Regions from separate parts of the Homo sapiens genome. Here region 2 is linked to region 1. A link is an interaction called in ENCODE POLR2A ChIA-PET data of the cell type or tissue named here. Cell type or tissue: Panc1. All regions are shown on one strand. Links, peaks and the distances in the headings refer to the core of each region. The heading gives the core; the rest is flanking DNA.

The links. Peaks named below come from ENCODE experiments on the same cell type or tissue, not always from the same donor. Only the 100,000 strongest peaks of a DNase experiment are listed, where the experiment ranks them.
Region 2: POLR2A ChIA-PET joins it to region 1 with 5 read pairs; 3 of 35 experiments call an interaction of 5 or more read pairs at or near these places.

What each region holds. Positions count from the first base shown.
Region 1 is chr7:130,088,521-130,096,520 of GRCh38, reverse strand. All of the region lies in intron 1 of KLHDC10 (kelch domain containing 10), which reads right to left. Among named protein-coding and RNA genes, the nearest start is that of KLHDC10, 22 kb to the right of the region's middle. RefSeq lists an enhancer at 3,575-3,634. In Panc1, for the core only: a CTCF peak has its summit at 3,920; no DNase peak of the experiment used is centred there.
Region 2 is chr7:130,621,677-130,639,231 of GRCh38, reverse strand. The region is part of intron 5 of COPG2 (coat protein complex I subunit gamma 2); the gene reads left to right. Among named protein-coding and RNA genes, the nearest start is that of COPG2, 38 kb to the left of the region's middle. In Panc1, for the core only: no CTCF peak of the experiment used is centred there; a DNase peak (open chromatin) is centred at 6,871.

The DNA of each region.
Region 1 (8,000 bases), core at 1-8,000:
TGTTCTCTTCAAGGTTATATTAATTATATGGTTAAGAAGATAAAGCAATGGGCACCATTCTTTAAATACGAAATAAGCTGACTCTACTATAATTAAATTTTAAAACAGCAACCAAATTAAACAAACATTTAATATCTTGGCACTTCCATGGGGGAAGGGAGGGAAGGGGCTCATCTGCCTTCCCAGGAAGCAAATTACCTCCATGTTAACCCCAATTAAAATATGTTTTCTTATAAAATAGAATAAAAACCTAATTAAATTAATGGAACTATTATGGGGTAATTATCTCTTTTCCCAAAGTTTTGATCGCTCCCAAATATAGCTCTTATTGACAATAAAAACAATTAACACTTGCATAATGTTTAGGGTTTACAAAGAGCTTTCACATATATTACCTCATATAATTCTCACAACAATCCTGTATTGATTCAACAATCATTTTATTAAGCATCTGCTATGCCTGGAGCCCTATGCTAGGACCTGAGATTGCAAAACAAGGACATGATTCCTGCTCTTCAGAGCCCATGGTCTCATAAGGAAGGCAGATGTGTAAACAAATAATTACGTTACTGTGAAGGAATTGCTGTAACAGGAGCTAACAAAATACTTTGAAGAAGATAGTATCATCATAATTTTTCAAGCAAGGAAGCTAAAGGAAAATTAAATGACTTAATGCCAGAGCCAGGATTCAAGTGAGGCCTTCTGACTCTAAAAACTTGCCTCTTCCCACTACACCATATTTTATCCTGTCTTAAATTCCCTAGAAAAAGAACAGTTTTTATTTTTGGCAACTGGAAATATATATTCAGATGTCCATTAGCAGGGTCTAGTTTGCTTACTACAGAACTTGTACATAGAGATATACAGATTCTGTATAATGAAATGGCATCACCTGCACATTTGCACTTAATTTTGTAGAGAATACAGACTCATGGAAAAGGAGAATTATTTATTTTGCAAAATGATTTATCTTTTAATAGTCTAAGTCTTTTAAATCAATGATTCTCAAATGCTGGTCTACAGACCACTGCTAGGCTAAGGTGAAGATTCACCAGTCCAACATAAAATGAGAAAAATATGGACAAGGCAATAAGTTTTTCAAAAAGCTAAAATGTTCCATTTAAAGGCCTGCTCCTTTTTCAGAGATTAGAACCTTTTTGTTGTTAAATATTCTTTACTTTATGAAATGATGCTGATAAGAAAATGGTAGTTGGTTTTCTTTTTAATATTTTTTCGTGGAAAAACTGAAAATTTGCAAGCCCATATCTACTATAAATATACATATATGGATAAATATAAGTATATATATATTTTTAATGTACAGGTTTATGACATTCAACAATCTTAGAGAACCATTGTTTTAAATCAATACAGTATGTGTTGAGATGACTCCAGAGTCCAAAATTGTAAACCACACTGTCAAAGGATACATTAAATATATAAGAAACTTCCCTTGCCCTTAAGTTTACATTCTAATTAGGGAGACAAGACAGACACACAAAACAATTAGCAATACAAGACAGAATATAACAAGTGATTAGCTTAAAATTTGACATTTTTATGTATCAAAAGCGTTAAAATGTACATACCCTTTGACCCAGCTATTCCACTTCTAGGAATCTATTCCTAAAGAAACAATCATAGATGCATGGAAAGATGTATGGACAAAGATATTAACTATGGTATTATTTATAATGGTAAAAAATTAGAAACACTTTCAATGTCCAATGATAGGGGATGGTTAAGTATGCTAAATAAACATACTTAAATATGCTCATATTCTACATACCACTGAAGAGTATATACAAAACTATTTATTAACATGACAAAACATTCACAATATATTGCAAATGAAAAATACAATGTACAAAATAGTATTAAAGTATGATACCATTTTAGTAAAGAAAAAAGTATTTTTATATATTCAGAAAAAATACAGGAAAGATTACATCAAATTAATGTATTTGACTGTAGTTATCTTTGGATGGTTCTAATGAATTATTTTTGTTTTTTCCCCTTTATGATGGTCTTTATTTTCCAAGCTCTCTGAGTAGGCATTACTTTTAGACTGGAAGAAAAACAATACTGTATTATTTTAATTTTTTAAAAAAGTGATTAGAAAAAAATACTGGAAAGAAACATACCAAAGTCTTAACACTGGTTATGATTGGGCTTGAGATTATTACCTCTTTTACGTTATCCATAAATTCTACGATATATGATTTTATAATGGAAAAATATTAAAAACTACTTTGGAGTAACACTGAGGGAATAACATTAAAAATTACCAAACTGGGCCTGGCGTGGTGGCTCACACCTGTAATCCCAGCGCTTTACGAGGCCAAGGCGGGCAGATCACTTGAGGCCAGGAGTTTGAGACCAGCCTGGCCAACATGCCAAAACCCCATCTCTACTAAAAATATATAAAAATTAGTCAGGCGTGGTGGCAGGTGCCTGTAAACCCAGCTACTCAGGAGGCTGAGACAGGAGAATTGCTGGAACCCAAGAGGCGGAGGTTGCAGTGAGCCGAGATCGTGCCACTGAATTCCACTCTGGGCGACAGAGTGAGACTCTGTCTCAAAAACAAAAACAAACAAAAATAATTAACACACCAAAACTGTAATAAAAAACCCTTTTTATGTCTTCTCAGGGCTTCTATCAAACATCTTTGGCATGTCTCTCTCTCAGCAACCAGCATAAGTCTGTATGCACAGACTCCTGTTGACTCTGCGGAGGTTATTCAATCAAGGCAGGCACTGACTTCAAAACCCATTTTATTCTTTCACCCAAAGAGCAGAAAAAAGAGAAACCAGCAACATAACAGTGTGACGCCAACACAAATGTACTTCTTAAATTTTTAAATAAATGTATGCCTCTCCAGTTTCATATAAATATATTACTGGTCTGAACTTTTATTCATTGAGTTTTAATTTTTATATATTCAAAGTGCCAACCTTCCTACGTGATAGCTTCGACTCTTCAAAACAAAAATATAGGCCGGGTGTGGTGGCTCATGCCTGTACTCCCAGCACTTTGGGAGGCTGAGATGGGCAGATCACCTGAGGCCAGGAGTTTGAGACCAGCCTGGCCAACATGGTGAAACCCCATCTCTACTAAAATACAAAAAAAATTAGCTGGGCATGGTGTCATGCACCTGTAGTCCTGGCTACTCGGGAGGCTGAGGCAGGAGAACTGCTTGAGGGCAGGAGAACTGCTTGAGCCCAGGAGGCAGAGGTTGCAGTAAGCCAAGATCACGCCACTGCACTCCAGCCTGGGCGACAGAGTAAGACTCTGTCTCCACAAAAATAATAATAATAATAATTTCTTCAATAACTTCATCAATATTTTATTTTTTGCTAGTTTTTAGTTTTTTCTCTTTCTTACTATGTTTACTTCACTATAAATATAACATAGTCATTGGCTGAATTAAGATGGTAGGCTGAGCACAGTGTGAGCAAGCTCACCTTCCCCTAAAATCTCCCAAATAACAAAAAAAAGTCATTAAAAAAAAAAAGACATAATTAAAAGAAAACAAGAAATGCCCTTAGTGGACTAATACTATGAGGAATCACTGGAAGATGAAAAGCAGATAGAATCGGACTAAAGAAGACACCACAGTCCTACACACCAAGAGCAGAGGACCAGGGCAAGTGGAGGGACCAACTCTCGGGGTCAACTAAGCCCCAAGGTAAAAGACAGCAGGAAGAAGTGAAACCATTTTAAACATTTACAGCCTAAGTGATTGGAGTGTAGCACAGAAGTTACATAGCAGGTTAACCCCTCCCAGCCATCTACCTCTTTGAGTCAAGCATTATAGAATAGAGGTATTTGCTCCCAGATGGGAACAGTGGCAAAAACAACAAAGGTGTCACTCTCCAGCTAGAACAATCAGTGTGAACACTGGGATCAGAGGGAGAAGGTAGAACCCCGTGGGGATACTAACACCCAGGCAGAAGAGGGGACAGTCACACTGAAGGAGCCTGGCAAGTAGTACACTTCATCTCATTGCTTACTCCATCCCTATCCACAATCTGTGGAGACCTGCTGCAATAAACAGATTTAACACTCACAGCAAGGCTAACTAGGACTCACGATAAAGATGATTGAGCATAAAACTAAGGCCCAAGCATGAAGAAGTATTATAGAAAAGTATATTAAAAAGTTAAGACACAAAAGAGAATCGAACAATATTAAAATTTCAACTAGCTTTTTGTTTGTTTTGCCAAAATGAACAAGCTAATCCTATACTTCAGATGGAAAAAAGCAAGAAACCCAGAATATCAAAACAATCTTGAAAAAGAAGTGAAAGAAGACTCATACTTCCTCATTTCAAAACTTTCTGGAAAGATACAGTATTCAAAAAGTGTGGTACTGGCATATGGATGGACATACAGATTAAATTAATGAAATTGAGAGTCCAAAAGTAAACCCTAACATCCACAGTGTCAACTGATTTTTTTGACAAGGGTGACAAGACTATTCAGTGGGGAATAAATAGTCTTTTCAACAAATTGTCCTGGGACACTTGGATATAGTTTTACATTTAGAATTCTATACCTACTCCAACTCTTGCTTAAGAAGGAGAGTGAAATAAAGAAATTTTTTTATATGCAAGGGCCCAAAAAGTTTGCTTCCTTCAGACTTCTAATGAAATAATTACTCAAAGATATATAATTGGATTGTTTTTTTAAAAAATTAATGCAAGAATAACAAACAAGGCCCAAGAAAAGGGTAAGCAGAGAAACCAGTAAAACCTTTAAGTCTAAATATGCACTGACTGGGGAAAAAAACATTACTAACATTCAGAACTATAATCTCAGATGCTATCAACAGGAATATTTATAAGGGTAGGAAGGGAGGCTGAGAGAAGGAAAACCAGAAGAACATTAAAGTATCTGTCTTATTCAGATGAAGGATATAGAAAATGACTAATATAGATATTGATGAAAAAATATAAATTGAGGTATTGTGTAAAAGATTTAAGAATACTAGCTGGCTTCACTGGTGAATTCCTCCAAACATTTAAGAGCCAATTGCCAAGTCAAATTGATAGAAGTAACCAAAGGTCTCATTCTAGAGAACCTGAAGACACATGTAAGAAGTCAGTTCTGATTTTCTAAAAATGAGAGAGACTAGTTAACAGTAGTTGCCAAAGTGTTTTATCAAAACTGATCATGGTGGCAAGGATGCAGAGGAACTGGATGAGTTATACTTTGCTGGGAGGAATGTAAAATGATACACACATACTCTGAGAGACAGTATGGCAGTTTCCTACAAAACTAAACATATACTTACCATACAACTCAACAATTACATTCTTGGCCATTTACCCCAGAGAAATGAAAACTTATGTCCACACAAAAACCTGTACACAAACGTTCCTAACAGCTTTATTCACAATAGCCAAAACATGGAAGCAATCCCAATGTCCTTCAGCGAAATGAATGGTTAAACCTGTGGTAAAACCATGAACTATTGATACATGCAACCAATAGGAAAAAAAAAATAGTGTCAAAAGGTTACATACTGTATGATTTTACTCACATAGCATTCTTGAAATGACAAAATTTTAGAGAACAGATTAGTGGTCACTAGGGGTTTGCCAGGGAAGGTGGCTGTGGCTGTATCAGGGCACCACCAGGGAACCTTGTGATGGAACTGTTCTGTATCTTGACTGTGGTGGCCACACGAATCTAACATGAAATAAAATTGTACAGAATATGATACACACACACACACACACACACACACACGAGTATGTGTAAAACTGATGAAATCTGAGTAAGGTCACTGGATTGTATCAATGTCAATTTCCTAGTTGTGTTATTGTACAATAGTAACAGGATGTTATCATTCCAAGAAATTGCCTGGGGAAGGGTATATGGATCTCTCAGTATTATTTCCTTCCCTTCTCTCTTTTTTTTTTTTTCTTTAAGACAGAGTCTTGCTCTGTCACCCAGGCAAGAGTGCAGTGGCATGATCTTGGCTCAATGCAACCTCCACCTCGTGGGCTCAGGCGATCCTCCTACCTCAGCCTCTCAAGTAGCTGGGACTACAGGTATGTGCCACCACACCTGCCTAATTTTTGTATTTTTTGTAGAGATAGGGTCTCACCATGTTACCCAGGCTGGTCTCAAACTCCTGGGCTCCAATGATTTGCCCACCTCGGTCTCCCAAGTGGTGGGATCACAGGTGTGAGCCACTGCACCCAGCCAATATTATTTCTTAAAACTGTAAATCAATCTACAATTCTCAAAGTAAAAGGTATAAAAATTAAATAAAAACCAAAAAGAAGAAAAAAAAGATGGTGCCAATATGGAATAGCTTACATTCAAAAATGATATCTCTAAAACAATTATGAATATTTAACAATTAGAACTATTAGGCCAAGGCGGGCAGATCACCTGAGGTCAGGAGTTCGAGACCAGCCTCAACATGGAGAAACTCCGTCTCTACTAAAAAAAATACAAAATTAGCCAGGCGTGGTGGTGCATGCCTGTAATCCCAGCTACTCGGGAGGCTGAGGCAGGAGAATTGCTTGAACTTAGGAGGCAGAGGTTGCGGTGAGCCAAGATCGCGCCATTGCACTCCAGCCTGGGCAACAAGAGCGAAACTCCATCTCAAAAAAAAAAAAATGAAAACTATTGAATCAGAGAAAATGATCCAAGAATTCTGACTTAGGTGGCTACAACATGTGGTACAGTCCTACTCCTATATACAATTCAGGATCTATAAAGAATTTCAAAAGAGAAGCAAATTAATACTGTATTTGGAATCGCTGCACAGTTGTACAGATTGCTTACTGCACAAGAGCTCCAGGCAAAGTGTCTAAGGGAGGCTAAATCCAGCCTTCACTCTATTCTCCAATGTACCCATGGGACTATGTCTACCTGGAAGAGGAACCTTTTTAAAATTTCACAATGGCATACATTGAGCTAACAGTGACCTACTTGTTAAGTAAATGACTTTCTTTTAAATTTAGGATAATCGACATTTATTATCTACTCTATGCCAAACACCTTTATATACTGAGTATCTACTCTATGCTTAGCACTTATAAATACTCTTTTTTTTGGCGGGGCATGGGAGAAGTAGACACAGGGTCTAGCTATGTTGCCCAAGCTGGTCTTGAACTCCTGGACTCAAGAAATCCTCCTGCTTCTGTCTCCCAATAGGGAGACAACAGGCATGTGCCATCACACCTGGGTCATTTTTGTTTATATTGTAGAGATGGGGCCGGGGTTTCACCATGTTACCCAGGCTAGTCTCAAACTCCTGAGATTACAGACATGAGCCACCATGCCCAGCAGTCTTTTTCAATTTTTTTTGTGATTCTAAGAAGTTTCGGACAAGGGGAAAAATTTAAAAGATAAAAGTTCATTTTAAAATATATGTTTTTTTTTTACTGTACATGGGTTTTTTTCTGTAAGATTTACCAAACATCTTGCCTGCATTTGTACTTTATATGTATCGATGTGAATGTGCCTATCTTGAAATATTAACTATAGCCAGAGATTGTTTTTCTTAATTGAGTATCATCTCCTTCCTTTTTATCTCCAGTAAAACTTCACTTAGAAAAATAAATTGAGGCCAGGGGCGATGGCTCAGGCCTGTAATGCCAGCATTTTGGGAGGCTAAGGAAGGTGGATCACTTGAGGTCAGGAGTTCAAGACCAGCCTGGCCAACATGGTGAAATCCTGTCTTTACTAAAATAGCTGGGTGTGGTGGCGGGTCCCTGTAATCCCAGCTACTCGGGAGGCTGAGGCAGGAGAATCACCTGAACCTGGGAGGCAGAGGTTGCAGTGAGCCGAGATTGTGCCACTGCAGTCCAGTTTGGGTCACAGAGTGAGATTGTCTCAAAAAAAAAAAAAGAAAGAAAGAAAGAAAGAAAAAGAAAAACAAAAAACCAAACTAGAAAAGTGATCAATTTTGAAAGTGAAGACACGGCCGGGACTGGTGGCTCAGGCCTGTAATCCCAGCACTTTGGGAAGCTGAGGAAG
Region 2 (17,555 bases), core at 3,645-11,644, 540 kb before region 1:
TATGTAAAGTAAAAAGATTCATTAGCTCAGACGTGGAGGTGTGGCTGGCAAGATGGCCGAATAGGAACAGCTCTGGTCTCCAGCTCCCAGCGAGATCAACGTGGAAGGCGGGTGATTTCTGCATTTCCAACCGAGGTACCCGGCTCTTCTCACTGGGACTGGTTAGACAGTGGGTGCAGCCCCTGGAGGTCAAGTTGAAGCAGGATGGGGCATTGCCTCACCAGGGAAGTGCAAGGGGTTGGGGAACTCCCTCCCCTAGCCAAGGGAAGCTATAAGGGACTGCACCTTGAGGAATGGTGCACTTCAGCCCAGATACTACGCTTTTCCCATGGTCTTCAAACCTGCAGACCAGGAGATTCCCTCTGGTGCCTACGCCACCAGGGCCCTGGGTTTCAAGGACAAAACTGGGCGGCCGTTTGGGCAGACACCGAGCTAGCTGCAGGAGTTTTTTTTTTCATACCTCAGTGGCGCCTGGAATGCCAGCGAGACAGAACTGTTCACTCTTCTGGAAAGGGGGCTGAAGCCAGGGAGCCAAGTGGTCTAGCTCAGTGGATCCCACCCCCACGGAGCCCAGCAAGCTAAGATCCACTGGCTTGAAATTCTTGCTGCCAGCACAGCAGTCTGAAGTTGACCTGGGATACTTGAGCTTGGTGTGGGGGGAGGGGTGTCTGCCATTACTGAGGCTTGAGTAGGTGGTTTTCCGCTCACAGTATAAACAAAGGTGCCCAGAAGTTTGAACTGGGCGGAACCCACTGCAGCTCGGCAAAGCCTCTGTAGCCAGACCGCCTCTCTAGATTCCTCCTCTCTGGGCAGGGCATCTCTGAAAGAAAGGCAGCAGCCCCAGTTAGGGGCTTTTGGATAAAACTCCCATCTCCCTGGGACAGAGCACCTGGGGGAAGGGGCGGCTGTGGGCACAGTTTCAGTAGACTTGAACGTTCCTGCCTGCTGGCTCTGAAGAGGACAGCAGATCTCCCAGAACAGTGCTCAAGCTCTCCTAAGGGTCAGACTACCTCCTCAAGTGGGTCCCTGACCCCTGTGCCTCCTTACTGGGAGATACCTCCCAGCAGGGGTCAACAGACACCTCATACAGGAGAGCTCCAGCTGGCATCTGGCAGGAGCCCCTCTGGGACAAAGCTTCCAGAGGAAGGAACAGGCGGCAATCTTTGCTGTTCTGCGGCCTCTGCTGGTGATACCCAGGCAAACAGGGTCTGGAGTGGACCTCCAGCAAATTCCAGCAGACCTGCAGCAGAGGGTCCTGACTGTTAGAAGGAAAACTAACAAACAGAAAGGAATAGCATCAACATCAACAAAAAGGACATCCACACAGAAACCCCATCTGAAGGTCACCAACATCAAAGACCAAAGATAGATAAATCCACGAGGCTGAGGAAAAACCAGTGCAAAAAGGCTGAAAATTCCAAAAACCAGAATGCCTCTTCTCCAAAGGATCACAACTCCTTGCCAACAAGGGAACAAAACTGGACAGATAATGAGTTTGACAAATTGGCAGAAGTAGGCTTCAGAGGGTAGGTAATAACAAACTCCTCAGAGCTAACGGAGCATGTTCTAACCCAATGTAAGGAAGCTAAGAACCTTGAAAAAAGGTTAGAGGAGTTGCTAAGTAGAATAACCAGCTTAGAAAGAAAATAAATAACCTGATGTAGCTGAAAAACACAGCATGAGAACATCGTGAAGCATACACAAGTATCAATAGCCAAATTGATCAAGTGGAAGAAAGGATATCGGAGATTGAAGATAAATCTAATGAAATAAAGTGTGAAGACAAGATTAGAGAAGAAAGAATGAAAAGGAATGAAAAAAGCCTCCAAGAAATATGGGACTATGTCAAAAGACCAAACCTACGTTTGATTGGCGTACCTGAAAGTGATGGGGAGAATGGAACCAAGTTGGAAAACACTCTTCAGGATATTATCCAGAAGAACTTCCCCAACCTAGCAAGACAGGCCAACATTCAAATTCAGGAAATACAGAGAATATCACAAAGATACTCCTCGAGAAGAGCAACCCCACAACACATAATTGTCAGATTCACCAACGTTGAAATGAAGGAAAAAATGTTAAGGGCAGCCAGAGAGAAAGGTCGGGTTACTCACAAAGGGAAGCCCATCAGACTAACAGTGGATCTCTCTGCAGAAACCCTACAAGCCAGAAGAGAGTGGGGGCCAATATTCAACATTCTTAAAGAAAAGAATTTTCAGCCCGGAATTTTATATCCAGACAAACTAACCTTCATAAGTGAAGGAGAAATAAAATCCTTTACAGAGAAGCAAATCCTGAGAGATTATGTCACCACCAGGCCTGCCTTTCAAGAGCTCCTGAAAGGAGCACTAAATATGGAAAGGAAAAACAAGTGTCAGCCACTGCAAAAACATACCAAATGGTAAAGACCATTGACACTATGAAGAAACTGCATCAACTAATGGGCAAAATAGCCAGCTAGCATCATAATGAAAGGATCAAATTCACATATAACAATATCAACCTTAAATGTAAACTGGCTAAATGCCCCAGTGGAAAGACACAGACTGGCAAATTGGATAAGGAGTCAAGATCCATTGGTGTACTGTATTCAGGAGACTGATCTCACATGCAGAGACACACATAGGCTTAAAATAAAGGGATGGAAGAATATTTACCAAGCAAATGAAAGCAAAAAAAAAAAAAAAAAAAAACCGGTTGCAATCCTAGTCTCTGATAAAACAGACTTTAAACCAACAAAGATCAAAAGAGACAAAGAAAGGCATTACATAATGGTAAAGGGATCAATGCAACAAGAAGAGCTAACTATCCTAAATATATGAAATATAAATGCACCCAATGCAGGAGCACCCAGATTCATAAAGCAAGTTCTTAGAGACCTACAAAGAGACCTAGACTCCCACACAATAATAGTGGGAGTCTTTTAACACCCCACTGTCAGTATTAGACAGATCAACGAAACAGAAAATTAACAAGGATATTCAGGACTTGAACTCAGCTCTGGATCAAGCGGACCTAATAGAAATCTACAGAACTCTCCACCCCAAATCAACGGAATATACATTCTTCTCCACACCACATTGGACATATTCTAAAATTGTCCACATAATTGGAAGTAAAACACTCCTCAGCAAATGCAAAAGAACAGAAATCATAAGAAACAGTTGCTCAGACCATGGTGCAATCCAATTAGAATTCAGGATTAAGAAACTCACTCAAACCATACAACTACATGGAAACTGAACAACCTGCCCCTGAATGACTACTGGGTAAATAATGAAATTAAGGCAGAAATAAATAAGTTCTTTGAAACCAATCAGATCAAAGATACAACGTAACATAATCTCTGGGACACAGCTAAAGCAGTGTTTAGAGGGAAATTTATAGCACTAAATGCCCACAGGAGAAAGCAGGAAAGATCTAAAATCTACACCCCAATATCACAATTAAAAGAACTAGAGAAGCTAGAGCAAACAAATTCAAAAGCTAGCAGAAGACAAGAAATAACTAAGAGCAGAGCAGAACTGAAGGAGATAGAGACACAAAAAATCCTTCAAAAAATCAATGAATCCAGGAGCTGGTTTTTTGAAAAGATTAGCAAAATAGATGGACTGCTAGCCAGACTAATAAAGAAGAGAGAAGAATCAAATAGACACAATAAAAAATGATAAAAGATATCACCACTGATCCCACAGAAATACAAACTACCATAACAGAATACTATAAACACCTCTATGCAAATAAACTAGAAAACCTAGAAGAAATGGATAAATTCCTGGACACACACACCCTCCCGAGACTAAATCAGGAAGAAGTTGAATCCCTGAATAGACCAATAACAAGTTCTGAAATTGTGGCAGTAATTAATAGCCTACCAACCAAAAAAAGCCCAGGACCAGACAGGTTCACAGCCGAATTCTACCAGAGGTACAAAAAGCAGCTGGTACTATTCCTTCTGAAACTGCTCCAAACAATAGAAAAAGAGGGACTCCTCCCTAACTCATTTTATGAGGCCAGCATCATCCTGATACCAAAACCTGGCAGAGACACAACAAAAAAAGAAAATTTCAGGCCAATAACCCTGATGAACATCGATGCGAAAATCCTCAATAAAATACGGGCAAACCGAATCCAGCAGCACATCAAAAAGCTTATCTAGTATGATCAAGTTGGCTTCATCCCTGGGATGCAAGGCTGGTTCAGCATACACAAATCAACAAATGTAATCCATCACATAAACAGAGCCAATGACAAAAACCACATGATTATCTCAATAGATGCAGAAAAGGCCTTTGATAAAATTAAACACCCCTTCATGCTAAAAATTCTCAAAAAACTAGGTGTTGATGGAACGTATCTCAAAATAATAAGAGCTATTTATGACAAACCCACAGCCAATATCATACTGAATGGGCAAAAGCTGGCAGCATTCCCTTTGAAAACAGGCACAAGACAAGGATGCCCTCTCTCACCACTCCTATTCAACATATTATTGGAAGTTCTGGCTAGGGCTATTAAGCAAGAGAAAGCAATAAAGGTATTCAGATAGGAGGAAGTCAGATTGTCTCTGTTTGCAGATGACATGATTGTATATTTGGAAAACCCCATCATCTCAGCCCGAAATCTCCTTAAGCTGATAAGCAACTTCAGCAAAGTCTCAGGGTACAAAATCAGTGTGCAAAAATCACAGGCATTCCTATATATCAATAATAGACAAACAGCCAAATCATGAGTGAACTCCCATTCACAATTGCTACAAAGAATAAAATACCTAGGAATTCAACTTATAAGGGATGGGAAGGACCTCTTCAAGGAGAACTACAAACTACTTCTCAAGGAAATAAGAGAGGACACAAACAAATGGAAAAACATTCCATGCTCATGGATAGGAAGAATCAATACTGTGAAAATGGCCATACTGCCCAAAGTAATGTGTAGAATCAGTGCTATCCCCATTAAGCTCCCATTGGCTTTCTTCACATAATTAGAAAAAAACTACTTTAAATTTCATATGGAACCAAAAAAGATCCCACATAGCCAAGACAATCCTAAGCAAAAAGAACAAAGCTGGAGGCATCACGCTACCTGACTTCAAACTATACTACAAGGATACAGTAACCAAAACAGCGTGATACTGGTATCAAAACAGATACATAGACCAACGGAAAAGAACAGAGGCCTCAGAAATAACACCACACATTTACAACCATCTGATCTTTGACAAACCTGACAAAAACAAGCAATGGGGAAAGGATTCCCTATTTAATAAATGATGTTGGGAAAACTGGCTAGCTATATGCAGAAAACTCAAACTGGACCCCTTTCTTACACCTTATACAAAAATTAACTCAAAATGGATTAAAGACTTAAATGTAAGACCTAAAACCATAAAAACCCTAGAAGAAAACCTCGGTAATACCATTCAGGACATAGGCATGGGCAAAGACTTCATGACTAAAACACCAAAAGCAATGGCAACAAAAGCCAAAATAGACAAATGGGATCTAATTAAACTAAAGAGCTTCTGCACAATGAAAGAAACTATCATCAGAGTGAACAGGCAACCTACAGAATGGGAGAAAATTTTTGCAGTCTATCCATCTGACAAAGGGCTGATATCTAGAATCTACCAAGAACTTAAATTTGCAAGAAAAAAACCACCCCATCAAAAAGTGGGTGAAGGATATGAACAGACACTTCTCAAAAGAAGAGATTATGAAATAAAGCTCATCATCACTGGTCATTAGAGAAATGCAAATCAAAACCACAATGAGATACCATCTCATGCCACTTAGAGTGGCGATCATTAAAAAGTCAGGAAACAACAGATGCTGGAGAGGATGTGGAGAAATAGGAATGCCTTTACACTGTTGGTGGGAGTGTAAATTAGTTCAACCATTGTGGAAGACAGTGTGGCGATTCCTCAAGGATCTAGAACCAGAAATACCTTTAGAGCCAGTAATCGCATTACTGGGTATATATCCAAAGGATTATAAATCATTCTGCTATAAAGACACATGCACATGTATGTTTATTGCAGCACTGTTCACAATAGCAAACACTTGGAACCAGCCCAAATGCCCGTCAATGATAGATTGGATAAAGAAAATGTGGCACATATACACCATGTAATACTATGCAGCCATAAAAAAGGATGAGTTCATGTCCTTTGCAGGGACATGGATAAAGCTGGAAACCATCATTCTCAGCAAACTAACACGGGAACAGAAAACCAAACACTGCATGTTCTCACTCATAGGTGGGAGTTGAACAGTGAGAACACATGGACACAGGGAGAGGAACATCACACACCGGGGCCTGTCTCGGGGTGGGGGGCTAGAGGAGGGATATCATTAGGAGAAGTACCTAATGTAGATGACAGGTTGATGGGTGCAGCAAACCACCGTGGCACATGTATACCTGTGTAACAAACCTGCATGTTCCGCACATGTATCCCAGAACTTAAAGTATAATAATAATAAAAAAAATCATTGGTTCATCTCAGTAGCAGAATGGAGATGTCAGAGGAACAGGTTAGTGAATTTAAAGATAAACCAGTAGAAATAAATCCCAACTGAAAAGAGAGAGAGAAAAAAGAAAACAAAAATAAACAGCCTCACTGGCCTGTGAGACTGTATCAAAGGGCCTAACATTTGTGACATTGAAGTCCCTGAAGAAGAGGAGAAAGGTATTGGTGCGAAAAAAAAATTTGAGAAAATAATGACTGAAAACTTACAAATTTGGAGAAAGATAAATTTACAGACTCAAGAAACTAAGTGAAACTTAGACAAGGTAAATTCAAAGGACTCTGCTCTCAGTCACTTAATGAAACTGCTGAACACCAAAGATGAGGAAAACTGTTGAAAGCACCAAGAGGAACATGATTCATTACATATACACATCACTGTGGGTTTCTCATCAGAAAATCTGGAAGTCTAAAAACAGTGGAACACCAACTTTAAAGTGCTGAAAGAAAGGAAGTGATGACTCAGAATACCATATCCACTGAAAATATCTTCCAGGAATGAAGGTGAAATAAAGACTTCCTCAGATGTAGGTAAACTAAAAGGTATTTGTCACCAGCAGACCTGCTCTACAGTAAATATTATAGTAAATGAAGTTTTTTCAGGCTGAAGGGAGATGACACTAGATTGATCCCACCAAAACAACATATGGATAGTACTTAAAGAAAACAACAACAGCTGAAAACAACTGTCAATCCAGAATTCGATTTCCAGTGAAAATAACTTTCAAAAGTGAAGGTGATAAAAAGGCAATTTCAGACTTAAAAACCGCTGAAAGAATTTATCTCTGACAGAGTCACATTAATTATAAAAGGGATTTTTTTCACCAGGATGAAAATGATAATGAAGATATGGATCTATGCAAAGAAATGAAGAATACTGGAAATGTTAAACTGAGTAGATAAACAAGAAATTTTCCTTGTTTACGTAATTTTAAAAGTTAATTGACTGCTTAAAGAAAAGAATTTAGTATGGAGTTTATAACATATGTAAAATAAAATCTGTGACAAAAATAGCATGAGGCAAAGAAGAGAAATGGTACTTTATTACTATAAAGTTTGTATCCTCTTTATGAAGTGTTTTAGCACTTGAAGAAAATCTAATAGGTTAAAGATTTACTGTATAAAGCCACCACTAAAATAACAATGCAGAATTATAGCTAATAAGCCAACAAAAGAGTTAAATAGAATCATAACATATATTCCACCCAAAAGAAGGTTGGGGAGGAAAAGAAAAGGGAACAAAATTCAGGCCAGGTGCAGTGGCTCACACCTGTAATCCCAGCACACTGGGAGACCGAGGCAGGTGGATCGCCTGAGGTCAGGAGTTGGAGACCAGCCTGGCCAACATGGCGAAACCCCATCTCTACTAAGAATACAAAAATTAGCCAGGTGTGATGGCACGTGCCTGTAATCCCAGTTACTCGGAGAATCATTTGAACCTGGGAGGCGGAGGTTGCAGTGAGCCCAGATGATGCCACTGCACTCCAGCCTGGGTGACAGAGCAAGTCTCCATCTCAAAAAAAAAAAAAAAAAGAAAAGAAAAAGAAAAGGGAACAAAAACCAGATGAGATGAATGGAAAAGAAATAGCAAGATGACAGACTCCAACCCAACCATATCAATAATTACATTAAAGGCACCTATTCTAAACACTTCAATTAAAAGGGAAAGATGGCTAGATTGGATTTTTTTTAAGAGATGGGGTCACTCAGTGCAGTGACATGATCATAGCTCACTGCATCTTTAAACCCCTGGGCTCAAGCGGTCCTCCCAAGTAGTTGGAACTACAGGCATTAGCCACTGTGCCCAGCTCAGATTGGATTTCTTAAAAAAGCCAAATCCAACTTTATGCTGCCTATAAAAACATACCTTAAATATAAAGAAACAAATAGATTAGAAGTAAAAAGATGAAGCAAGATATACCATGCTAACTGTAATCACAAGAAGCTGTATGTCTTCAGATAATGTAGACTCCAGAATAAATAATATTACTAGGGATAAAGGGGTCAGCTTACCAAGAGGACAAAGTAATATTGTTTATGGAGCTAATAACAGAGTTTCACAGTGCTTGAAACAAAAATTGGTAGAATTGAAAGGAGAAATCAACAGATCCACAATTAAAGCTGGAAATTTCAGTACTCATCTCTCAAAAACATAGAGCAAGTATACAGAAAAATTATTAAGGAAAAACAATTTGAACAAGAAAACTGAGACTCTTTGCTGATGACATTGTCTATGTAGAAAATTTGTGGAATCCAACAAAAGCTACAGGAAGTAATAAGTGAGCTTAGCAAATTTGCAGAATACAAGATCAATATGCAAAAATCAATTATGTTGTATATACTTGCCAAGAGCAGTTGTAAGTTGCAATTAATCCTGTTTACAGTAGCATCAAAATATGAAATACTTTGGGGTGAATCTGATGAAAGATGTATAAGATATATAGACTAAAAACTACAAAACATTGGTGATAGAAATTAAATAAGACCTAAATAGGGGCCGGGTGCGGTGGCTCAAACCTGTAATCCCAGCACTTTGGGAGGCCAAGGCAGGTGGATCATGAAGTCAAGAGATCGAGACCATCCTGGCCAACATGGTGAAACCCCATCTCTACTAAAAATACAAAAATTAGGTATGGTGGCGCGTGTCTGTAATCCCAGTACTTGGGAGGCTGAGGCGAGAGAATCACTTGAACCCGGGAGGCAGAGGTTGCAGTGAGCCGAGATTGCGCCATTGCACTACAGCCTGGGCGACAAGAGCGAAACTCTGTCTGAAAAAAAAAAAAGGAAAGGAAAGAAAGAAACAAAATGCTAGTAATTAAAAACAGTAGCAGAGATGAAGATTGCTTTCAGATTCATTCGTAGACTTAACACAGCCAAAGAAAGAATAAATGTACCTGAAGATAGGTCTATAAAAATGCCTAAACTGACACACAAGAAGACTTCCTAAAAAAGAATTTCAAGAGCTGAGAGAATATCAAACAGACTAGCATATGTAGAATTCCAGGAGAAGGGCTAGGCGTGGTGGCGCAAACTTGTAATCCCAGCACTTTGGGAGGCCGAGGTGGGTGGATCACCTGAGGTCAGGAGTTTGAGACCAGCCTGGCCAACTTGGCAAAACCCCCTCTCTATTAAAGATACAAAAAATTAGCCAGGCATGGTGGCATGTGCCTGTAGTCCCAGCTACTCGGGAGGCTGAGGCAGGAGAATTGCTTGAACCCGGGAGGCAGAGGTTGCAGTGAGCCGAGATCACACCACTGCATTCCAGCCTGTATGACAGAGTGAAACTCTGTCTCAAAAAAAAAAAAATGATAATAATAATAAAATTCCAGAAGGAGAAAGGAGAGAGAAAGCATTTGAGGTAATAATGGCCATTTTTTTCCCCAAAATTAATTACAGACAACAAAATGCATGTCCAGAAAGCTCAAAGAACACCACATGGGACACATACACATACCTCTAGGCATATCAGTGAAACTGCCAAAAAGAAAATTTAAATAGAAAATTTTAAAGGTACCCCCCCCAAAAAAGGACAAAACATTATACAAATAGAAACAGATTATAGTAGACTGTTTTTTTCAGAAAACATGCAAGCTAGAAGACAATGTTGTGTCAACTGATAATTTTATACCCAGTGAGACTATCTTTAAAAGGTGATAGAAAAGTAAAGACTTACTAATTTATGAGACAGCATCTTGCTCTGTTGTCCAGGTTGGAGTGCAGTGGCATGACTCCTGTGCTCAAGCAGTCTTCCTATCTCAGCCTCCTGAGTAGCTAGGACTACAGGCGAACACTACTATGCCTGACTAATTTTTTATTTTTGTTTTTGTAGAAAGAGGTCTCATTACGATGCTCAGACTGGTCTTGAACTTCTGGCATCAAGTGATCCTCCTGCCTCGGCCTCCCAAAGTGCTGGGATTACTGGGATGAGCCACTGTGCCCAGCCTAAAGACTTTCTTACACAACAAAAACTGATAATTTATTGGTAGCTGTCTTACTCTGCAAGAAATGTTAAAGGATATTCTTCAGATAGAAGGAATATGATACCAAGCAGAAACTTGGAGCTACACAAAAAGAACACTGGAAACAAGCCAGGGCAAAATCACATTCACTTTTTTCTTTTTGAAAAATTATTCTGGACAATAGCTGTATGTCTAAAACAAAAAATAGTAGTGTAATGTGTTTAAAGCATATATAAAAATATATTAGAACAATTGCACAAAGAATAGAAGGAAAGTATTGGGAATATACCCTTGAGAGGTTCTTATTCTAGCCATGAAGTGATACTCTTAGTTATTAAGTAAAGATATAAACCCTGGGGCAACAACTAAAAAAAATTTAAAGAAGTATAAACAATAAACTAGTAAAGGAAGTAAAATGGAATAATAAAAATAGTTGGTACCAAAGTTATTAAAGGAAAAAAGTGTTCAGTTAACCCAAACTCAGGCAGAAAGGGGGCGGGGGTAGAGGAGATGGGCAGAGAAACAAAGACCAGATGGAACAAATATAAAACTAGCCAGACCACAGACTGATTTGAGGAATAATAAAACTGTAGTCTCCTGCAAAACAACAACAAAAACAAAAACAGAAAACAAACTAACAAGACCACAGATTTCAATCCAGTCATAATCAGTAATTATATTAATAATGGATTGTCTAAACACACCAGTTGAATGACATGTATGGACTTCTCGTTAGTTGAAGACAATGAAGGCTGTATACTAATCAATGACTCAAAATCTCCCTAAATGATAAGAAACAATTTTACAACTACAGTTGTTCTTGGTAAAACTACATCCTCAGAGTTATTTCAGTTCAGAGAATACTGAAAAGTATGAAACCACTTTGAGTAAAAAGAAAAACTGCCAAATGCCAGTATGGTAATTCCTCATCCCTCCCCTGAACCGCACCCCGCCCCCCGAACCACACCCCCCACCCCCCGCATCCCCAAAGTCTTTGGGGCAAGCAGTGGCCAACCACTAAGGTTGTAGATAGATAGAAGAGGGAGGTTAGCAACCACCAGGCAGGAACAACAACTAGAAAGATTAAAGTTGTTGCTGTGGGTAGTGACTATCTGGGGCTGGTGTCATGAAGACGGTAAAAAGAATTGCCCAAGATGGGTGTAGGTAAAGAAAGACGGATTCTTTAAAAAAGTGGAAACATGTTGCTAGGGTGCAATGGCCCAGTCAGCAAGAGTGGAGCTGACTTCAGGGAGACAAAGGCTTGCCTGGGATTTTATAGGATGGTGCTCTTGCTGTGCTGAAGAGGGCTTTGTGCAGTACTGATAACACCAAGGTTGCAGTTAGCTAACTTGCATTTTTCTATTAGCTGATGGTCTAGTGATAAGTTGGGCATAGGAAGATTGTGAATTATTTGTGCAGGAGGGCTATGTGTCCTAGACCATGAAGAAAGGCCGACTTACAGCTTATCTGCGTTCTCTTTTTGCTTTTCCTTGGTCCTGCCAGCCTGACTTCTTTTCCCTGATTAGGACTCCACAGTTGTAATTCAGAAAATACTAAAAAGTTAGTGGGGAAGATAAGAGCATTTACTATAGGAAACGGATTTCAAAGTGTACTTGATTTAAAGATTTAAGCACAATAGAAAAGCCTGGGCAACATGGTGAAACCTCATCTCTACCAAATAAGGAAAATACGTAAATTACGTGGGCATGGTGGGCATGCTTGTGGTCCCAGCTACTCAGGAGGCTGAGATGAGAGAATTGCTTGAGCCTGGGAGGTGGAGGTTTGCCATGAGCCAGTATCGTGCTACTGCACTCCAGCCTTGGCAACAGAGCGACCCTGTCTCAGAGGCTAGACATACAATTTAAAGAGAAATACTCAACATAAAAGGGCAAATGTAATTTAAAAGGACCACCACAACATAAAGGGACAGTGTTCCAAACATACACTTCTCCAGGAGAAAAAAGGCAAAAAGGAAAAAAGAAGTGCCTTTTGGCAATCAGGTGTCAATGGGAAAAGGAAGGAAAGGTGGATATTTAGGGTCTTTCAAGGTCTAAGTGTAAGAGTTAAAGAAAGAGGAAAGAAACATGAAAAGCAGCTCAACAGTCAAAGATAGGTTTATTTTGGAGAATAAACATGAGAGGGACTTCTGGCCGATTTCGTTCAGGAGCGCTCTCTCTTATAGACTAAGAGTATTCATTAGCCAGGCATGGTGGCTCACGCCTGTAATCCCAGCACTTTGGGAGGCCGAGTTGGGTGGATCATGAGGTCAGGTGTTCGAGACCAGCCTGGCTAACAAAGTGAAATCCTGTCTCTACTAAAAAATAGAAAAAAAAAAAAAAAAAAAAATTAGCCTGGTGTGGTGGCAGGCACTCGGGAGGCTGACATCTCTCTGGCCCGAGGGGAAGTTGTCTCGGGGCTGGCATGTCTCTGGTCAGGGAGGGGTTTATTTTATGGTTGGAATGTTTCTGGTTGGAGATGTCATTTGTGATTTATGGTCATGCTGAATTTGGGGGAAAAAAGGCAAATCACTACATAACTACATATCAGAATCTATAGACTATATAGCACTGCAAGATGACTGTAGTTAACAGTTATTTATTATGTATTTTCAAATAGCTCAGAGAGGATTTTGAATGTTCCCAGTAAAAGAAATGATAAATGTTTGAGGAGATGGATGTGCTAATTACCCTGATGTGATAACTATGCATTCTATGTATCAAAACATCACTGTGTACCCCATCAGTATATACAATTATTATGTGTCAGTTAAAAATAAATTATTAAATCTATATGGTGAATTAAAGGAGTGATCAAAGAAAAACTCATTGCAGTAAATACCTTTTATCAATGAAAAGGAAGGAATAAAAAGTGAATTAAATTCTTAGCTCAAAAAAACTAGGTAAAGAACAACAAAGTAATTCAAAAGAAAGCATATGATAGGAATTAGTATAGATAAAAACAGAAATTAATGAGGAAAAAATAGAAAAACATATCTAATTATTAAATCAAAATCCTATTTTTGAAAAAATTAACAATATAAATAAACCCGTAAGCTAAGTTGGTAAAAAAAAAAACGGAGAAAGCATAAATATGCAAAATAAATGACAAGGGAGAAACAGAAGAAATGTAAAAATCAAAAGACAAATTTGTAGTCTTTGAAATAAATTTGAAACCTAGATTTAATGGATAATTTTTTAGGCAAATACAGCTTGTCAAAAATGACCCCCTTTTTTTTTTAATGGGGAAACACTAGAGGCATTTCCACTAAGATCAGGAACCACAGCAAGGATGTTCATTATCTTCACTGCTATTCAACATTGTGCTGGAGGTATTTAGCAATGCAGTTAGGCAAGAGAAACCAAGTTGAAACATAAGAATGAGTTAACAAAGAAGTAAAGCTATCTGTTTTTAGATGATGTGATTGAATACCTAGGAACCCCAGATAATCAGTAATAAAATGAACTCAATAATTTAGTGGGACAGCAGGATATAAAATTCATATATAATAATCAATAGTCTTCTTATTTCTCAAAAGAAGATATACAGACAGCCAACAAACATATGAAAAAATGCCCAACATCACTAATCATCTAGGAAAAGCAAATTAAAACCACAATGAGATACCACTTTATTTCTGCCAGAATGGCCGTAATTAAAAAGTCAAAAAACAATAGATGTTGGCATAGATGTGATAAAAAGGGAACATTATTACACTGCTGATGGGAATGTAAATTAGTACAACCACTATGGAAAACAGTATAGAGATTCTTTAAAGAGTTAAAAGTAGAACTGCCATTCGACCCAGCAATCCCACTACTGGGTATCTACTCGAAGGAAAAGAAGTCATTATATGAAAAAGACACATGCACATGCATGTTTATAACAGCACAGTTCACAATTGCAAAGACGTGGAACCAACCTAAGTGCCCATCAGTCAACAAGTAGATTAAGAAAATGTAGTATGTATATACACCATGGAATACAGCCATAAAAAGGAACAAAAGAATGTCTTTTGCAGCAACTTGGATGGAACTGGAGGCCATTATTCTAAGTCAAGTAACTTGAATGGAAAACCAAGTATCGTATGTTTAACTTACAGGTGGGAGCTAAGCTACAAGGACACAAAGGCAAAAGAATGACATAATGGACTTTGGGGCTTGGAAGAGGGGAAGGTTAGGAGGGGGTGAGGGATAAAAGACTACATATTGGGTACCGTGTACACTGCTTGGGTGATGGGTGCACTAAAATCTCAGAAATCACCACTAAAGAACTTATCTATGTAACCAAAAACCACCTGTACCCCTAAAACTATTGAAATAAAAAAGTAAAAAAAATCAATAGTCTTCATAGAAACAGCACATAGAGGACATAATAGTAGATAGAACCCCATTTACAACAACAACCAAAAAGATTAAACACTCAGGAATACATTTGACAATAAATGTACAAAACTTAGAAAAAATATTAAGCCCCTTACTCTTGTCTGAATGTTTGTGTCCCCCCAAGTATGTATTTTCAATTCCTAACCTCCAAGTTCATGGTGTTGGGAAGTGAGGCCTTTGGGGGTGATTAGATTATGAGGATGGAGCCCTTGGGATTGGAATTAGTGCCCTTATGAAAAGACTGCAGAGAGCTAGCTAGTCTCTTCTACCATGTGAAGACACAGCTAGAAGAGATGCCATCTGAACCAGGAAACAGGACCTTGCCAGTCACCAGATTTGCCAGTATCTTGATCTGGGACTTCCTAGACTCCAGAATTATGAAAAATAAATGTTTATTGTTTATAAGAAACCTAGTCTGTAATATTTTGTTATAGCAGCCCAAATAGACTAAGATATTCCTGAAAGACTCAAAGTATACTTAAACAAATATAAAGATACCTTGTTTTTTGAAAAAAAAAATTGTTTTATTTTTCAATTTTTTTCCTTGAGACAAGGTCTCATTATGTTGCCCAGGCTGTCCTCAAACTCCTGGCTCAAGCAATCCTCCCACCTCAGCCTTCTGAGTAGCTGGGGCCGTAGCATGCACCACCATGCCCAGAGTTATTGCCTGTTTTTTAATAGGCCAACTCAATGTTATAAAAATTTTATTCCTCCCTAAACTAATTTATAAATTCAATGGAATCCCAATGAAAATACCAACAGGAGTTAGGCAGGTTGGTACTAAAGTTCACGTGGAAAATATAATGTAAGAATAGCTGGGAAGTCACTGAAAAAGGAAAACCATGAGGGATTGGGTAGAGGGGAGAGGAAGCTAGCTCTACTAGTCAGTAAATCTAAGGCGTGTACAATTAAAACAGCATGGTACTGGCACATGAACAGACTAACAGACCGTGGAATAAAATTGTGTGGTGACTCTATAATGTGGTCACCTTGGTCAGACTGATCTATGTTTTTCAGATACAATCTGATACAAATGGAAAGTACAGAATTAGACCCATGGAATAGACTAAGACAGCATCCCATCTGTACCCCAAATGTGAATTAGAGACCCTGGTTCCTGGGGCCAGTGTTTTTCAGGTGTGAAAAGACAGAAGCATTTAACTCATTGGCCCTTGATTCCTGTTGGTTGAGGATTATCTTTAGCACAGAAATACCCCACACTTCAGGATTATATATTTCTGAGTGACACGTTGGCAACCACAGGCAGCTGACACTCCCATGTCAGAGAAGTCAGGGCCACAAACTGAGCCAGTTTGCATATTTGGAATGATGATCACTGTTAGGTCACTTTGGATTCTTCATTCTAGTGAAGGTAAGGAAAGTGCTACCGTACTCATAGAGGTCATTGACCTTGATTCCTGTCAGGAGCTAGGATCATTTCTGTATAATGGTGGCAGAAAGGACTCTGTCTAGAATTCATGGTATTCCCTTGAGTATATTTTGGTGCTTTCTTGCCTCTGACAGTGGTGGTAGGGGTAGAGAACAATCAGTGGTTCAATCAGGGTGCACCCAACACAGGGCTTACATCCTTTGGGATAAAGGTTTGAGTCAACTATTGGAGAAGTAGCCAAAACCAGGTAAAGTGCTGGCCAGTGGGGAAGGAAATGTAGAATGGGTGGTTTTAGGAAGGAGATGATGAATATCAATTATGGCCTTGGAATTAGTTGTAGCAGCAAGGATTGAACTATGTTCCACTCACCTTCCTTTATTTAGTCTTTTGTAGAAATAGTGATTGCTACCGTCTTGAAGCCTCCATGATAGATTAGACTTAATGGAGGACATGAACAAATTTGAGGGATGGAAAGGGTAGACTGTATTGGACACCTCTTTTGAGCCACTTCACATGGTCTCAGGCCTTATCTGTGATTCCAGCTGTGGCATCATGAGCAAGTCTTTTGGGGCTCAGCTCACTGGCATTGTTACTGCCTTACTTCAGGTATGCACTGAGTGTTTTTTGCCTACTCAGATTCACTTGCAGCTCACGTGTATACTCCCCAGAAGTATGGGGGAATTAATACTCTGGGGTTAACGTTCAGCCAGGGGCTAACAGTTAGTGGTTCTGAGATGTATTTCATAAGGCTCCTCGGAAGATTGCTCATTAAATAACCAGTGGCCAGCATCAGTGACCCACTCAAGGAAAGGTCTTTATATTGTTTTTACCTCCTTCCCTGTTCATTTCCCTGTCATTCACTTCACCGTCTGAACACCTTCCTAAATAAACTACCTTTATGCAAGCCTTTGCTGTCAGGACAGCCAAAGCTATGACAGAGGTATAGAACATGGGTTGACAAGCTATGGTACATGGCCAAAACCATGTAAATAAAGTTTTTTTGTTGTCTTTTTTTTTTTTTTTTTTTTTTTGAGATGGAGTCTCGCTCTGTCTCCCAGGGTGGAGTACAGTGGCATGATCTTGGCTCACTGCAACCTCCATCTCCTGGGTTCCAGTGACTCTCCCACCTCAGCCTCCCGAGTAGCTGGGATTATAGGTGTGGGCTGCCACACCCAGCTAATTTTTTGTGTTTTTAGTAGAGACGGGGTTTCACTATGTTGGCCAGGCTGGTCGCGAACTCCTGACCTTGTTATTCACCCGCTTCGGCCTCCCAAAGTGCTGGGATTACAGGTGTGAGC